Linked DNA regions of Homo sapiens: region 2 is linked to region 1. A link is an interaction called in ENCODE POLR2A ChIA-PET data of the cell type or tissue named here. Cell type or tissue: Panc1. All regions are shown on one strand.

The links. Peaks named below come from ENCODE experiments on the same cell type or tissue, not always from the same donor. Only the 100,000 strongest peaks of a DNase experiment are listed, where the experiment ranks them.
Region 2: POLR2A ChIA-PET joins it to region 1 with 7 read pairs; 1 of 35 experiments calls an interaction of 5 or more read pairs at or near these places.

What each region holds. Positions count from the first base shown.
Region 1 is chr5:179,141,995-179,144,494 of GRCh38, reverse strand. The region is part of intron 10 of ADAMTS2 (ADAM metallopeptidase with thrombospondin type 1 motif 2); the gene reads left to right. Among named protein-coding and RNA genes, the nearest start is that of ZNF354C, 83 kb to the right of the region's middle. In Panc1, no CTCF peak of the experiment used is centred here; a DNase peak (open chromatin) is centred at 1,499.
Region 2 is chr5:179,613,466-179,615,965 of GRCh38, reverse strand. HNRNPH1 (heterogeneous nuclear ribonucleoprotein H1) reads left to right here. Exons shown (of 14, transcript NM_001257293.2): 13 at 371-420; 14 at 1,007-1,788. The coding sequence ends at 420. All of the region lies in intron 4 of LOC128966623 (a long non-coding RNA gene), which reads right to left. Among named protein-coding and RNA genes, the nearest start is that of HNRNPH1, 9.0 kb to the left of the region's middle. RefSeq lists an enhancer at 2,079-2,138. In Panc1, no CTCF peak of the experiment used is centred here; no DNase peak of the experiment used is centred here; H3K27ac peaks cover 616 bases.

The DNA.
Region 1 (2,500 bases):
TGTCTTCCCACTTTGCTCTTTTTTCAATATTATTTTGGCTATTCTACATCCTGTGACTTTCCATATGAATTTTAGGAGCAGCTTCTCAACTTTGCAAAATTCTAGTCTGCATTTTGATAGGAATTATGTTGAACCTGTAGATCAGTGTGAAAGTATTTCCATTTTAACACTGATCAATGAACATTGAGATGTCTTTCCATTTACTTAGAACTTGAACTTCTTTCAATGATGTATTGTAATTTTTAGTGGACACGTTTTGCATTCCTTTTGTTCAATTTATTACTAAGGTTCTTTTTTTCTTTTTGGTGCTATTGTAAATGGAGTTATTTTCTTAATTTCATTTTTAAATCATTTATTACTAGTTTATAGAAATGCAGTTGATTTTTTTGTATATTGGTCTTGTTTCCTGAAACCTCAGTTAATTTGTTTGTTAGCTTTAAGTTTTGTAGGGGATTCTTTGGGATTTTCTATACAGAAGATCATTTTGTCTGAAAATAAAGATAATATACTGTTTTAACTGCCATTTTGAAAGTGGTTCCAGAATGTTTTGATAAAATAAGGGAGAAATGACAGACTCTGATTGGAATATATGTGTAAAAAGTACCTTCTTTTATTATTTTCAAATATATTTGTTAAAGGAAAGAAAATTCAGATAAAAATTAATGGAATATGGAACTAAAGTAATAAAAAATGGGCGATGAAATCAAGAAAAATGACTGACTTCAAAAAGCTCCTTGTCACACACACACACAAATCTATTCCGTTGCTTTTCGTGTGCTTAATGGCTATTTGTCCTCACGTCAGCAGGGACGAAAGGGCAAAAAGGGACCTCGCTAGCTCCCTCTGGCGCTTTTATAAGGCCCCCAATCCCATCCAGGATGACCTCATGGCCTAAGGATCTCCTTAAGGCCCCACCTCTTAAAACTGTCTATGTTCAAGTTCACTGATTGCATCTGCTGCCAGCTCAAATCTACCACTGAGCCAGCTAATTAGTTTATCTTTTAAGTTTTTGTACCATTCAACTCCAGAATTTCTATTTAGTTCTTCTTTTTTTTTTTTTTTTTTCGAGACAGAGTCTCTGTTACCCAGCCTGGAGCGCAGTGGCGCGATCTCAGCTCACTGCAACCTCCACCTCCCGGGTTCAAGAGATTCTCCTGTCTCAGCCTCCGAGTAGCTGGGAATCACAGGTTGTACCACCATGCCTGGCTAATTTTTGTATTTTTAATAGAGACAGGGTTTCACCATGTTGGCCAGGCTGGTCCAGAACTCCTGACCTCAGGTGATCTGCCCCCCTCGGCCTCCCAAAGTGCTGGGACTACAGGTGTGAGCCATTGCACTCAGCCTCTATTCAGTTCTTTTTATAATTTCTATCTCTTTACTGAGATTCTCCATTTGGTGACACGTCATTCCTGTACTCTCCTTTAGTTCTTTAGACATGATTTCCTTTTGTTCTTTAAACACATTACTTATAGCTGCTTTGAAATCTTTGTCTGCTGAGTCAGACATCTGGGCCTCCTCAGTGGTAGTTTCTGTCACCTGCTTCATTTCCTGCGTATGGGTCACACTTTCCTGTTTCTTTTCATGGCTCAGAAAGTTTCCTTGAAAACTGGAAACTTTAGATAATACATTGAAGAAACTGGATAATGATCCCCTGGGCCTTGCTGCTACTGTTTGCTTGTTGATTTTAGTGCCCTGGTCCTGCTGTTTCAATGAAGCTTATGTCCCCTGCAGTGTGCAGCCACTGATATTGCTCCCCAGAGGTCACAGCCTTGGTCATATGCAGTCACCCTGACTGCACCCCTGCCCCTAATGCCCTGGGGTAGTGGCATTAGCCAGGCTCTTTGACTATCTCTTTCCCAGATCTTTCCATTAAGCTTCTGGTCATTCTGCCTGTATTGCTATCACACCCAACTGTTAGCCTTCACTAACTGCTAGCTGCTACTAACAGCTAGTGCGATTGATTGCTGTATTGTTTTTGACAGTGTCCTGGGGTATATAGCTTGCTCTACAATATGACCTAATTAAATTCTAGACCTTTCACAGGGGCAGGGTGTTGCCAGTATCTGAGGTGTATTGAGACCTTCAGGAGGGCTCTTAGCTGTCTTTGTCCCTGGTTCTGTCTGTTTAACTTCTACAGGTTGAGCATCCTTAATCTGAAAATCTGAAATCCGAAACACTTCTGGTTCCAAACGCTTCTGGTTCCGAGCATTTCAGATAAGGGACACTCAACCTGTAGCTGGTTTAACATTTTGTTTGTTGCTATTAGGACCATTGGCCTCCTCTTAATTGCTCACTGCTAAGACCCTTGTTGTTTTTGACAGTGCCCTTAGACATGAACATCCTCCACGCTCTGTTTCAGATCAAAGTCAGTCCCCTTAGGGAGAGCTGTGAAGCCTTCTGTTCTGACTCTCCCTCTGGGCAGGCCCCTGCACCACTGAGCCAGAGCTAAAGGAGCAGGGTCAGTGGCCTGCTTCTCCCAGAGTGACATTCCTGGCCTACA
Region 2 (2,500 bases), 470 kb before region 1:
TTATGAAATGTATGCTTTCAATCCAAATGTAACTGTTTTTACTAGCTAATTTTCAGAAACAATCATTGGGAGGGGGAAGTGTTCTTTGAATTAAGAACTAGTCATTGCAGCTTTGGAATACTGTCGAGCCAGAAAATATCTGCCTCCATGTATTAAAACATTAAATAAAGTTGTTCACTTTTTTGTCTTTTGGTTAGCATTAAGTCAGTTTTAGACAGAGGGAGAATTTGAAATAGTAGAATGGTGGTTGGGTTCAGGATCGTATTTATTAGTCAGTTAACCTAGGATTGGTTTTATTTATTTTTTTTCAATTGGTCTAAAGAATGGTGATTTTGGTATTATAGTCTTACCCTACAAAATCCTTTTGCAGACCAAGTTTTACAGGAAAACTCCAGTGATTTTCAATCAAACATTGCATAGGTAAATATTTTCTCAAAAAATATAAATTCCCAATAGCAAATACTGATATGTTGTAATAATGCTTTCTATAGCAGTCAATGGCTCTGACTTAACTCCATGGAGGCTGCCATTTGGGCACAGTGAGTTGCCTTTAGTCCAGCTTGGTTGTCTCACTTCCTGCCCACCATGAATAGGAAAAGCAAGAGACTTCCCCTGTGCTCCCTTTTCTCAAATGCCATTCGAGGGACACATTGTGAATGTTTATGTTAAATTTTTTTTAAAAATGCCTTGTTTAGCTTTAAAAATACGAAGTAATTTTGCAATTTTTGAAAAACACTAGTTTTCCTTTAAACTTAATTTTTCATGTTGATCCTGAAGAATCCGTTAAAATGGTAGCACAAGAGTCTGGCAAGTTGGTACTGCAGAGAAAAGGGGTTAATTGAGGCTTGTTTGGAGTCGGGATTCCCCTTTCCCAAACATGCGTCTCGCCACTTGGACAGCAGCCATTTGTACTCGTATACTTTTTAAACTTTTTCTTGGAATACTATATTTTATTTGACTGGTAGTCTGATATTACTCCTAACTTGTCAAATTGATCTCTTTGCAGGTAACCAAGGAGCAGTGAACAGCAGCTACTACAGTAGTGGAAGCCGTGCATCTATGGGCGTGAACGGAATGGGAGGGTTGTCTAGCATGTCCAGTATGAGTGGTGGATGGGGAATGTAATTGATCGATCCTGATCACTGACTCTTGGTCAACCTTTTTTTTTTTTTTTTTTTTTTCTTTAAGAAAACTTCAGTTTAACAGTTTCTGCAATACAAGCTTGTGATTTATGCTTACTCTAAGTGGAAATCAGGATTGTTATGAAGACTTAAGGCCCAGTATTTTTGAATACAATACTCATCTAGGATGTAACAGTGAAGCTGAGTAAACTATAACTGTTAAACTTAAGTTCCAGCTTTTCTCAAGTTAGTTATAGGATGTACTTAAGCAGTAAGCGTATTTAGGTAAAAGCAGTTGAATTATGTTAAATGTTGCCCTTTGCCACGTTAAATTGAACACTGTTTTGGATGCATGTTGAAAGACATGCTTTTATTTTTTTGTAAAACAATATAGGAGCTGTGTCTACTATTAAAAGTGAAACATTTTGGCATGTTTGTTAATTCTAGTTTCATTTAATAACCTGTAAGGCACGTAAGTTTAAGCTTTTTTTTTTTTTAAGTTAATGGGAAAAATTTGAGACGCAATACCAATACTTAGGATTTTGGTCTTGGTGTTTGTATGAAATTCTGAGGCCTTGATTTAAATCTTTCATTGTATTGTGATTTCCTTTTAGGTATATTGCGCTAAGTGAAACTTGTCAAATAAATCCTCCTTTTAAAAACTGCACTCTGTCTTGTCTGTGCTTCAGTGTCATGTGGACTGAGTCTTGGTGCTCTGTGCCCACCTGGGGCCTAGGGCCACATCTCTGGCTTGGCAGTTGAGGCTGTTGCGTAGATGTCTTCAGTCTTCCCTCCAGTGCAACTGAAGGTAAACTCGTCTTTGGGGCCCTGGTGGAAGGGCTGTATGTCATTTGGCTGCACAGGACCTGATCTGAACTGCCTGTAACTCATTAAGCACTTGCACAAAACAAAGGGGGAGGCGCCAGTGCCCTCACTGCATGCCTGCATGTCTTTGAGGCCTTCATGCTTGGCTGGGAAGGTGCCGGAGGCAAGGGAGGTGTGATGAATATGTGGGTTTCTTCTAGCTCATAAGCTCATAGGTTTGTTTTTTTTTTTGAGGCAGAGTTATATTCTGTTGTCTCAGGCTGGATTGCAGTGGCGTGATCTCAGCTCACCTGCAACCTCCACCTTGTGGGCTTCTGCCTCAGCCTCCCAAGTAGTTGGGGTTACAGGCGCCCACCACCACTCCAGGCTAATTTTTTTTGTATGTTTAGTAGACACGGGGTTTCACGATGTTGGCCAGGCTGGTCTCCAACTCCTGACCTCATGAGATCTGCCCACCTCGGCCTCTGAAAGTGCTGGGATTATAGGCTGGAGCCATTGCCCAGCCTTCACAGATGGTTTTCAAATGGAAGTTTTGAACTTCTGTATTTTTGGGT